2 separate regions of the Homo sapiens genome follow, and region 2 is linked to region 1. A link is a contact called in ENCODE Hi-C or POLR2A ChIA-PET data. All regions are on one chromosome and are shown on one strand. Each heading gives the region's core, a stretch centred on a gene start or an enhancer-like site at or near the end of the contact. The rest is flanking DNA. Distances are from core to core; before and after follow the strand shown.

Evidence for each region. A loop is a pair of places that touch in the nucleus more often than their neighbours do. ChIA-PET counts read pairs that join two places held with the same protein, here RNA polymerase II (POLR2A). Pooled maps may share reads with other maps.
Region 2: a loop to region 1 is called in a map of PC-3, with 5 times the contacts of the local background. The contact joins the enhancer-like site here to the promoter of ENAH in region 1. A Hi-C loop is called at or near these places in 23 of 168 maps with a recorded cell type or tissue (Caco-2, Calu3, HepG2 and 16 more) and 14 of 50 pooled maps. POLR2A ChIA-PET finds 5 or more read pairs at or near these places in 20 of 52 experiments (A549, AG04449, AG04450 and 16 more).

The regions. Positions count from the first base shown.
Region 1 is chr1:225,649,364-225,655,460 of GRCh38, reverse strand. ENAH (ENAH actin regulator) reads left to right here and starts at 2,338. Exons shown (of 14, transcript NM_018212.6): 1 at 2,338-2,775. The coding sequence starts at 2,771. RefSeq lists a silencer at 2,359-2,488.
Region 2 is chr1:225,599,850-225,605,946 of GRCh38, reverse strand. The region is part of intron 1 of ENAH (ENAH actin regulator); the gene reads left to right. Among named protein-coding and RNA genes, the nearest start is that of ENAH, 50 kb to the left of the region's middle. Within about 2 kb of position 2,311, at least 8 of the 41 ENCODE cell types and tissues checked have a DNase peak (open chromatin) inside an H3K27ac peak, as active enhancers do; they include HCT116, PC-3, PC-9 and 4 more, where a contact is called at or near this core.

The DNA.
Region 1 (6,097 bases), core at 1,089-3,588:
TTTCCAAGATGGTTCAATATGTCTTAATTTTTCCAAGAAAAAACTCTCCACAGCACATGTTCAAATACTTGAGGTATGTGTTTCAAACTACAGGGAGAAACTTACGTAAGACAATGACCCTCATAGTTGGTAGCTATGATTTTTAATCATGCCTGTTGCACTAATTGATCCAGTTACTTGAGCTCTATGTTTCCCTGTCTCTACTTGCAATATGGCAACTAGAACATTTGACTGGCAAGTTTGTTTTCTCTCCAGTGGTTGGAGATCCTTGAATAAAATGCCCTCTGTAATGGTAAGCTGTAATTAGATATGTGGGTGGAAATTAGCGTTCTTCAAGTACACCATGTTTAAGGCAGAGGCATCATGCTTTCTACTACCTGAGGCCACCTTGATCCTCTGCCATAGCTCCGGGTCACTGCTTCTATAGGGCTGTTGGTCTAAGGCTGCCGGTTCCAAAAAGAAAATAACTCGGTATTGAGCTCTGAAACCAGGAATTTTATTTATTTATTTATTTATTTATTTATTTATTTATTTTTTAGATGGAGTCTCGCTCTGTCACCTAGGCTGGAGTGCAGTGGTGTGATCTGAGCTCACTACAACCTCCTCTTCCCGGGTTCAAGCGATTCTCTTGACTCAGCTGGGATTACAGGCGTGCACCACCACGCCCGGCTGTTTTTTTATTTTTTATTTTTAGTAGAGACAGGGTTTCGCCATGTTGGCCAGGCTGGTCTGGAACTCCTGACCTCAGATGATTCGCCTGCCTCAGCCTCCCGAAGTGCTGAGATGACAGGCGTGAGCCACCGCACCCGGCTGAAACCAGGAAGCTTTTTTTATGGTTAAAAATGGGCTACACAGTTCAATTATAGACAAATCAGGCATTGACCACGGATCACTATAACCTGTCTTTTCATTTGGAAGTGTACATTATCCCAACCTTCCTAACTATCTTTTGAATGGTACCTGCATCTTAAAACAAAACACCAAAACTTTTGAATGGATTCCTGGAGTCATGGTAGGTCCTCCATTTTGGATGAGATCCTTCAGCAATAGGATCCCTGTAGCAACAACCCTTTTCTATCCTCCTCACCTTTTATACAGAAAGTACATCCCTGTCTTCCGGACTAAAAGGGGGCCGTAATTCGTACAGTTAAAAATTTTATTATTGGATTTGTTTTTAGATTTAAAAAAAACCGAAAACAAAACCTTCAACAACGATCAATTCTGGCTTCCTGGATGCCCTCCTCCCCGACTTGACTTGAAATGAAATTGCCTCGCCAGTATTTTATATCTACTTTTTAAGGGAGGTGACTTCAAGACCATTGGGAATGACGAAAAATTTAAAATTATCATTAGTTCCTCTCTCTCCCCGCCCCCTGCCCGGGATTCCCTCTTTGCTAATGACGCTGGAAAGCGGCTCCACTGGCTGCGTTTCTCTTCTTCCACTCTTGCGGCAACACACTGTTCCGCGCGCGTCTCCCGGCGACTGCGTTTCCCCGAGAGTCGGCTGCGTTCGTTTGGGGATGAAGTCATCCCTATACCTAGTGTGCACATCAACTCGTTCCATCGGCGCAGCACGCTGGGATTCCTCGGGAAGAAAAGGAGCGAAGGGAACAATGATGACCATATTTTCCATTTATATGCCCCTCCTCAACTCCGCAGGAATCGCTGGGCGCAGCCGCGGCGAGGGCGGGCAGTTGGGCTGACCGGGATGCCCCCCGATTCCCTCATCCCCGTCCTGAGACCGCAACAGGGCGGGCTGAGCACTCGCCCCGCGCGAGGGCACCCGGCCGCGAGCCGACCCGGAGTCTCCTGGCCCGGCCCTGTGCCCAGTCACGCGTCCAAGCTCCCCACGCCGGTGCCTACGGGTCTGGCGCCCAGGAGGTCTCGGCGCCTCGGTCTCCGCACCGTGGCCGTGGGGGAGGCCTCGGAGCTCCCCAAGCCTCTGGGGAGCGGGAGGCGACGGGGAGGGGGCCGACGGTCAAGGACAACCACGGGCGAGGAACCCCGGCCGACAACTGGCCGGAGGTGTTGGGCGGGAGGGGGGGGTGGTGGCCCGCCCGAATCCCAGAGGGGTGCAGGGGGCGGGGTAGGGAGGCAACAAAGAGCCTCTCTCCGCCGCCGCCGCCGTCGCGCTCGCTCTCTCCCAGCCTCGCTCTCCGCAGTCCGGCGGGGGCCCGGCCGCCGGCGCGGGGGAGTGCGCCCGGCCCCCCGCCTCCCCTTTCCTCCCCTCCCCCCGCACCGCCCCCTCGCCCCCGGGGGAAGGAGGGGAGGAGGGCGGCGCCTGCGTGTTCCTCCGCCGCGCGCCCCGCCTCCTCCCGGGTTCCTCGCGGCGATCCCGACTCTCCTCCCGCGGCTGCAGCAGCTGCCGGTTGCACACGGCCTCGGCGGCGGCGCGGCGAGCGCGGGCCTGTGGAGCGGCGGCCGGGCGCGCGGCCCCGGCGGGCACCCCTCAGAGGGCGGCCGAGGAAGCTCCGGGAGGAGGAGCAGGACCACGAGGAGGTGGGAGGCGGCGGCCGCCTGGGGACCAGCTCCGCGCCTCGGCCTCTCCGCCCCCTCCCCAGCCTTTCTCTCGCCCTCTTCTCCCACACTCCCGGCCGGCGCCTCGGCTTTGTGCGAGGAGATGGTGTAGCCCCCTGGCCGCCGAAGGAGGAGCCGGACACTTGTCTCCCGTCTCCGAGCTGCTCCCCACCCCTGGAGGAGAGACCCCCCCCTCGGCTCGGCGCCTTCTGCGTCTCCCGGCTGGTGGGGAAGCCTCTGCGCCGCCGGCACCATGAGGTGAGGGGCGCGCGGGGCGGGGGCCGGGCGGGCCATTGTGCCGCGGGAGCCGCGACCCCCGTTCTCCTCGGACCCCGCCTTCCCTCTCCCGGCCCGGCGCGTCTCCCCTGGTCTCCGGTCTGTTCCTCCCCCCTCCGCCTTTTGTCCCTTCCAATTTCTCTTTCTTTCTTGGAAACCTCCCCAACCCGTGTGGTTTGGGGGTCTCGCTTCATCGTTCTCTCATTTTTCCTCAAATGCTCTTCTTTCACCCAGGATTTCCCTTCCTAAATTTAATTTGCGCCTGGCTCCCTCCCCCAAGCCTTTGCAAGCGAAACCCGGGAGATGGGGAGGGGTTCGAGAATCGAAGCGTGCGTGTTGCTGGGAAACAGGTATTTTTTCGTATATATGTAAAAATTTCATGCACTTTTGCCTCCGAACTCTCGTGTTTAATTAAAAAAGGAAGAAAAGTTTGAAAGGTCTGAAATCTCTGCGGGTAATAAAGTGCCTCTGGTAGGGGTAGGTGAAGGAGCTGTGAAAGGTGAAATTTCACGATGGTGGGGGAAGGGAAAGAATTGATTAGGTTCACGTGGTGGGGGCAGTAAAAGACTGGGATAAGTAAGTTGGTAGGGGTGTGTAAGCGGGGGCGGGGAAGGGATCTGTTTGGAAAAGCCTTTTCTCCCCTTTCTCTGTAGCAGCCTGTGTTGCATTGCAGCAGCTGCTTTTTCCCTTTGCTCTGTACTCAATAAAACAGGAGCTAAATTATTTTTGCGGCCCCGAAGAATTGAATGTACTGTCGTAAAATATTTTTTTAATTGATACGATGAAACATATGGTATGATATTTTTCTTTATTGTTTCTCAAATTGTGTAGGAGAATAAACCGTGATGTGGTGTGTCATTCATTGGAGATTTTTTTTCCAGCCTTTCCTAAACCTGTTCTGTGTCCATAACCTTCTCTTTTCGGATTGGTGCAAGACTTCGTGTGAAATGGGACTTGGTAGACTGAAGGCTGATCCATTCTGCGTTATCATCCTTAAAGGCCTTCCTTTTGGGTTAAACAATTGTGGATAAAGTAAATTACTCCATTTCTCTCTCCTGGAAGAGATAGTCTTACAGTTCATTTGGATTTGAATCTCCTTTGTGTTAAAGATTAATGGCCAACCGTTGCTAAGACCTTTATAATGTAATACAATGAGATTTGAATGATATAATCTACAAATTCCTTCGCTTTGGCAAGAAAATGTCATGTCATTGGAATTCTTTCTCAATTTCGGTAGTTTCCATTTTAAACTTTGCTTTTCATTTTTTTTTTCTATCAAGGTTAAACGTGTTTCCATTTTGCTTTTATATATATATTGTGATATATCTTTGTTGAATTTTTACTTAGGCTTACTGTGAATTTGAATTTTTTTTTCTGATTCCAAGTTACCTGTATTTATGATGGCCTTAAAGAGTGAGTTTAATGTGGTGTCTCTAGGCGACTGACCCCTTTTCCCTTGATGATTTCACACAAGTTATTTTCAAATATAAGCGATGAGTTTAAATAGTAATTATAGCATACGAACCAAAAAACACAATCTTTGTAAAATATGGCTTGAAAACTTTGAGTCGTATGTTTGAGCATGACTTCTTTTTTTTTAAATCAAGTTACTGATGTCCTTAAACTCAGGAACTATAATATACATACTGTTATATCTTGTAATATTATATGTTGTTGGTTTCTGTTTTAGAGATCTAATGCCGTAGGGATCTTGCAGACCAGAAGTTATCAGTTGTTTCAAACTTTGGGTAAACTTATCTTAACATTGAGAAATATAAAACAGGGAAAGTTTTTTTTTTTTTTTTTTTTTTTTTTTTTTAAATGCAGTCTTGCTCTCTTGCCCAGGCTGGAGTGCAGTGGCGCGGTCTCGGCTCACTGCAACCTCCGCCTCCTGGGTTCAAGCGATTCTCCTGCCTCAGCCTCCCAAGTAGCTGGGATTACAGGCGGGTATCACCACGCCCGGCTAATTTTTTGTATTTTTAGTAGAGACGGGGTTTCACCATGTTAGCCAGGATGGTCTCCAACTCCGGACCTCGTGATCCACCAGCTTCGGCCTCCCAAAGTGCTGGGATTACAGGCGTGAGCCACGGTGCCTGGCCGAAAGTGGGTTATTTTTAAATAAAAACAGGAATAGTTGTCTAATTCAAAGATTGTGAACTAAAAAAAAGTTACCGTTTTGGGTATTCAGTGAAGTTTAATCACTGTCATGTATAGATGTCAGTCTGTCACAGGTAAATTATGTCTTCACTTGAAAATTCCTTTTCTAATAAAAAGTAACTTCTGTTTTTCAAGCTCTTTTCTTGCTCTGTTCCTTATGAAGTGTAGAGAGAGAGGAACCACGCTGATGTTTTCCAGTAACGTAAATATAGAACTTGGTACACAGGTCTGAAAAGTTTATTTAAGCAGTCTACAGTAATTCTTCGTAGGCTAATTTTGAATAAGAGCAGGAAAGAGGGTCAGCTTTTCACTTTGGAAGGTACTGGATTATTTGGCAGGTGGTTAGGTAGTACTTAGATTTGCTTAGATACCTGTAAAAGTGAGATTGGTATGGGATAAAACGTTCTTGTGCTGCTTGCAAAAGTCTTTGGAATATTCTTTGGGATATTTTGGTGCTTAGGAAGTGCTTTTCAGGTTATATTAATATATGCTTAGTCTTCATGCTTTCAAGTCCTGTGGGACGTTAATGTTAGTCTTTTAAGTTGAGTCCTTTTTGGTTATATTAAGAGGTAGTTCTGATGTTTCAAAGGCCATCCAGAAATAGGAATGCCTGAACAGGAATTTCCAATTAAGTCGGTCAGAATCCTGAACAGAGGATATGATGAATATATTACGGTATAACTATTAGTGGTATCTGTCAGATGACTTTAATTTTAGGAATAGCATGATCACTGTGTATAATCTTATACAGAAGAGAACTGAATAATAGTTTATGTTCCTGAAACGGTCATAGGCATTTGAGTAAAATGCAGTATATAGATTTACTTGTTAATATTTTGCTTAAAGATGAATATTTAAAAAATGAAAAAGCATATTACTTATACAGGACAGTGGAAAGGTTGAGACCAAAAAGCTGGTACTTTTAGTGTCCTGTCTGTTTAGTTCTATTCTTATTTTTCATTTATGCAATGTTTCAAAAGTGTAAGATGCTTTGTGATTAAAGTGTGCGTGTATGTATGTGAATGCGTTTGTATGCATGTACATACAGTGTGTGCCTTTTAAGTGCATTTTTAAAATTAGTTGGTTTGTTACTTAAGATTTTTTTTTTTTTTTAACTGAAAGAGGAGCTTGTCTGATCTAAAATAGT
Region 2 (6,097 bases), core at 1,062-3,561, 49 kb after region 1:
ACAGACCCAGTGGCTTAAACAGTACTTTCCTCACAATTCTGAAGGCTAGAAGGTCAAGGTGTTGGCAGGGTTGGTTCCTTCTGAAGCCTCTTTCTTGGCTTGCAGATGGCTCTCCTTCTCTGTCCACAGTGATCTTCCCTCTGTGTGTGTCTGTCCTAATCTTCTTATAAGGGCACCATTCATATTGGATTAGGGCCCACCTGTATACTCAGTTTACCTCAGTTACCTCTTTAAGGCCCTGTCTTCAAATACAGTCACATTCTGAGGTAATGGGGGTAAGGATTTTCACATGTGAATTTGGTGGGTGTTGGAGGGGCACAGCTCAGCACATAACAAATATTTTTATTATCTCATGCATTTAAAGGAGTATCATTTCTGATACACTTCAGAAAGGAATGTATTAGTGTGATGAAGTGGAAATAACTCGGACATTGTAGTCAGATAGGTAGGCCTGGTTTGAACTCTAGCCTTGCCTCTTAATAGTTCCCTAAATTTTTGTAACTTCTCTGAGACTTGCTTCCAAATCTATGAACTGGGAGTAACTGTACATCACAGAATGATGGTAAGAAATTAAGGACGATGTATGTTAAAAGTGCCTGACATCGAGTTGACTTCTAAATATTATGTTCTTACTGGTCTTTTCTCTCCCCCACTCCCCAAAGTAGTGTTTTGTATCCTTCCCCCTTATTTAATATCAGAAGGTGTCAATTTCGAGTGTAGATATGTATCATTTTAAAATTGCTTAGTCTTTCTATTCACAAGTGGTTGAATATCAGCAGTTTCTTAAGATTCAATCTACAATTGTATTTACCCAGTCGCTTGTCAGAATTTCCAATCATCATGTAGTTCAGTTTAACATTTTACATGCTTTAAGTGAAACCTACAGAAGTGTAATCTGCTGAGTCAGTGGATATTCACGTTTCAAAGGTTCTTGATGCATAAGGACAAGAGCCTTTGCTTTTTTATCAGCAAGGTATGAGGATGCCCTTTTCCCACTCTAACATTACTGTTTTCTCCTAAGTATCAAAGTCTAAAAGGATATCTTGTTTTATTTAACTTGCATTTCTTTACTAGCTAGCTTTAATGTTTTTCATATCTTTATCAGCCCTCTCTAAATCTTTTATCAATTGTCCTTTTTTTGTTTGTTTTTGTTTGAGACAGGGTCTTGCTGTGTTGCCCAGGCTGGAGTGCAATGGCGCAATCTCGGCTTACTGCAACCCCTGCCTCATGGGCTTAAGCGATTCTCCTGCCTCAGCCTCCCAAGTAGCTGGGACTACAGGCACCCACCACCATGCCTGGCTAATTTTTTTTTTTTTTTTTTTTTTGGTAGAGACGGGGTTTTACCATGTTGGCCAGGCTGGTCTCGAACTCCTGACCTCAAGTGATCTGCCCGCCTCGGCCTCCTAAAGTGCTGAGATTACAGGCGTGAGCCACTGCGCCTGGCCACATTTGTACAATTTTAAAATATTGTTTTTTTCTAGTGGATAAGGCACACAATAGTAGTCTCCCTTTGTTTAATAGCTGTCTGGGGCATATTTTCCCACCTATTTATTTACCCCCATTTATATTAAGCCCTCATTTTCCTCCTTTAGCTCTGCCTGCCTGTTCTCCCTCAGCAAGTCATTGACATTTTCCAAAGTTAAGAGAAACAGTAATAACTTCACTGAATAAAAATAGTGAGAGAGCCTGGACTTTGATTATGTCCAGAATACCTCCTAAGAGTGTTATTTTCAAAGTCAAAGTGATAAGGAATTTTGGTTTTTATGTCTGCCACTGAAAGTAGCTTGTTTAAATTTGAGTTTAATTAGTAGAATGACAGTGTTATTACTCATAGTGTGTAGTGTTATTAAAGATTCTTTGGCATACATGCAAGTTTTTGCTTATTAGAAGTTTCTAGTTGAAATTATAGCACTCACAAAAAGTTTTGAATAAATAAGATTTAGAATGAGTGACCCCTGAAAACCTGGTATGCAAAAGGCTACTGGGTAATAATTTCATTAATTTTATACCACATGTGTGATTTCACCATACTTTTTTTGTTCCTTGTGGTTGATTCTAAGTGATCAGCAATTTTTATTTTGACCATTTAAACCCATAGCCATTAGCTACTTAAATTTGTGAAATTCTTTGTAGTGATTTCAGTTTTACAAGTTTGTATCTTGGCTGATGGTCTAATTTTGAAAACTTTACATTTGGTAGATACCAATGTTTTTCTTAATGTACTTTTTCACAGTCCTTCTGATTGATTTCAAAGTGTTGTCTTTGAAAATAAACATGACTCATAGCACTTGGGTAGCCAGAGCATGCCTGTAATGAATGCCTCTGTACATTTTGAGGCTGTGGTAGAATAAACATAGCAGTTCCTTTCCTTTTTGAAATGGAAGTTTGATACTAGTACTGAATTTAAAGATGAACAGAGCTTAGTTTTGGAGAAAGAGAAAAGCACGGTTATATTTGCAGGTACACTTTTTTCTAACTTTCATTGACTATTTTTGAGTGTTAATGTGTAATTATTAAATTAATAAAAGTAATTTTATAGAAGCTGCAAATTACCATATTTCAATTTATTTCAGGGGTTATTCTTTTAATAATTTAGGAGCTTTAAAGTATGTATCTCAAGCGCTATATAATAAAGAGCCATCGGTGTAGTTAAACTTTTGAGCTTTTAAGAAGTTATACATATAATTCTAAATATTTGCTTAATTATTTATTTTTACTTAGGGAGAATGACTGCTTAAAGGTTGAGTCTTCACATTTTGGATAGCCAAGAACCATTAACAAATTTCTATTGTTTTTGCCATTGATTTGTGGGTACCTTTTAATCCTTTATTATCATTTAGTTCTTTGTGTCCCAGAGTAAGTTCTCATTTAGTTCTATTTGGGTATTTGTTTTTGTGCTCATATCTCTTACTGTTGGCTATACTTCATAGTATGTTTTAATATCTGGTCAAGCAAGTTTATTTTTTTTTTTGAGGTTGATTTAGCTGTTGGTTAGCCTTTATTTTAGCATGAACATTGTAGGCTGTTTATTGAATTCTTTAAAGAATCAAACTGGCAATTTGAGATTGCATTACATTTATAGATTAATTTTGGTGGAGAAATGTTATTCTATTTGTGGATTGTTTTGGTTCTTCTAGATAGATGATGATGTCATCAGCAGCAGTGACAGTTTTCTCTCTTTCTTTTCAAATGTTACACTCTTATTTTTTACAGTGTTGGCCAGTCTGGCACTGTGCTAGACAGCATGGTCATATTTGTTGACATAGGGAAAGGCTTTTGAAGTCTCTATTTTATATTTGTTATACGTTTTTGATATATATATATAACCTTTGCTAAATTAAGGAAACTCCCTTCTATTCCAGGTTTGCATAGATTAAAAAAATTATTAAGTAGGTTCTTCTTTTGTCCAGTTGTTTTCCTGCTTCTATCAAGATAACCACCTGAGTTTTTTCTTTTAGCCTTTAATAATTAACAACAAAAAAACACTGTTGGATTTGATTAGTCAGTATTTTATTTAGGCTGTAACTTTATAGCATTGTTATCTGGTTTTAGATTCAATACTAGCCTGATAAAAATGACCGTAGCTTTTGTTCTTTTTAACTTTCTGAAACAACTTGTATAAGATAAGAATAGAATGTTTCTTAAAAGCTTAGTAGAATCCACCTATTAAAAAAAGGTCTCATCACGGAGTTCGTTTTGTTTTACTTTGTTGGGAGAAGAGCATTGCCATTTCAGTTGCTTTAATCTTTTGATCTGTTTTTCAACCTGTTTTCTTTCAATCTATTCAAATCCTCTTTATTTCTTCTGATAATTTTGTCATTTCTCTTCTTTTGGATCTTCTTTGTCTTTTTCTTGATGAATCTTACTAGAATTTTATCTAGGCTATTAATATTTACCAAGAAACAGCTTTTGGTTTTGTTATCTTCTTAATTGTTCATTTGGACTAGATTTTCATTGATTTCTGTCCTTTATTATTTCTTTCCTTTTTATTTATTTGGCTTTTCTTTGTTAGGCTTTTCTTTTTTTTCACCTTCTTATTTCTGGTAAATGTTTAAAGCCATATATTTTCCTCAAGTTCTTCCTTGGCTCTAACATATATTTTCTAAATGTTTCCTGATTTTTATTGATTTCCTTTTTAACGTAAGGGTTATTAAGTTATATTTTTTTTAGTTTCCAAATTTGAATATTTATAAAAATTATTGATTCCTGAGTTCATTGTATTATATCAGAACATAATCTGTATGCCCTTGTGCCTACCACATGGTTTAGTAATATAAATGTTTAGGGTATGTGAGAAAAAAAATGTATCCCCGTCCATTGGGATGTATTTCTTTGACCTAAGGAAGTGTAGGTCATTGCTTTTAGGACTTTCTTTTTTAATATAAGTATTTTGTAATTGGAACCTTCTCTTTTTTTTTTTTTTGGCGGGGAGATGGAGTCTCACTCTGTCACCCAGGCTGGCGTGCAGTGGCGCCATCTTGGCTCACTGCAAGCCCCGCCTCCCAGGTTCACGCCATTCTCTTGCCTCAGCCTCCCAAGTAGCTGGGACTACATGCGTCCGCCACCACACCCGGCTAATTTTTTGTATTTTTAGTAGACACGGGGTTTCACTGTTAGCCAGGATGGTCTCAATCTCCTGACATCGTGATCCGCCCACCTCGGCCTCCCAAACTGCTGGGATTACAGGCGTGAGCCACCGTGCCTGGCCGTAATTGGAACCTTCTGTTTGTACTGTTGAGAACTTGAATTTTTTTGCTTATATTTTGTCTGCTTGATCTATCAGTAGTCTGAACAGAGTTGATTAAGAGTAATTGTTGATTTTTCTCTGACAGTTCTGTTAATTGTTGAATATATTTTAAGACCTGTTTGAAGTGGGTAGATATATTTTGCTGTCATTTTCATCACTATATAGCCTCTTCTTCATGTATTTTTAAATCCCTTTTAATTTGCTTTTTTTGGGGAAAAATTTCAGACCTTTAAGAATGTTGTAAGAATGTTACAAAGAAAATTATTTTGCTCATCATATAGCTTTACCAATTAATATTCTTTCTTTTTCTTTTTTTTAGTCTTTTTTATTTCCTGGTAAATGTTTAAAGCTATATATTTTCCTCTTAAATCTCCCAGGCTGCAGTGCAGTGTTGTGATCACAGCTTACTGCAGTTTTGAGCCCAAATGATCCTCCCACCTCATTTCCCCCAGTAGCTGGGACTCCGGGCGCACACCACATGCCTGGCTAATTTTTTAATTTTTTTGTAGAAATAGAGTCTCACCTTGTTGCCCAGGCTGGTCTTGAACCCTTGGGCTCAAGCAATCCTCCCACCTCAGCTTCTCAAAGTGCTCAGATCACAGGCATGAGCTACTATTCTCAGCCTTCTCTAACTTAAGAAGGAAGCTCACTTAGGTCGTTGCTTTTAGGCCTTTGTATTAGGTTGGTGGAAAAGTAATTGCGTTTTTTGCCATTAAATGTGGCAAAACCACAATTACTTCTGCACCAACCTAACATAAGGATTTAAAACTATAAATTTCCCATTAAACATTACTTTAGCTGCATCTATTTTTTTTCTTATTTATTATTATTTTTTAGACAGAGTCTGACTGTTGCCCAGGCTGGAGTGCAATGGCACCAACATGGCTCACTGCAACCTTGACCTCCTGGGCTCAAGTGATCCTCCCGGCCTCCGTCTCCCGAATAGCGGTCTTACTCATTTTCTACGTGTGTGTTGAGTGCACCATTTGAGAGTAAGTCACAGTGTTAGTCCATTTTGTGTTGCTCTAAAGAAATAGCTGAGACTAGGTAATTTATAAAGAGAAGAGGTTTAATTGGCTCATGGTTCTGCAGGCTTTATAGGAAGTGTGGTGCCAGTATCTGGTTGGTTTCTTGTGAGGCCTCAGGGAGCTTTTACTCATGGCAGAAAGTGAAGTGGGAGTAGGCATGTCACATGGGGAGAGAGAAGAGGAGGACCCAGGCTCCGTTAAATAACCAGCATTCCTAGCTCTCAAGTGAGCTGACAGACCAAGAACTTACTTTATTACTACAGGGAGGGCGCCAAGCCATTCCTAGGGATCCTCCTCCCCCATGATCCAGACACCTTCCTTC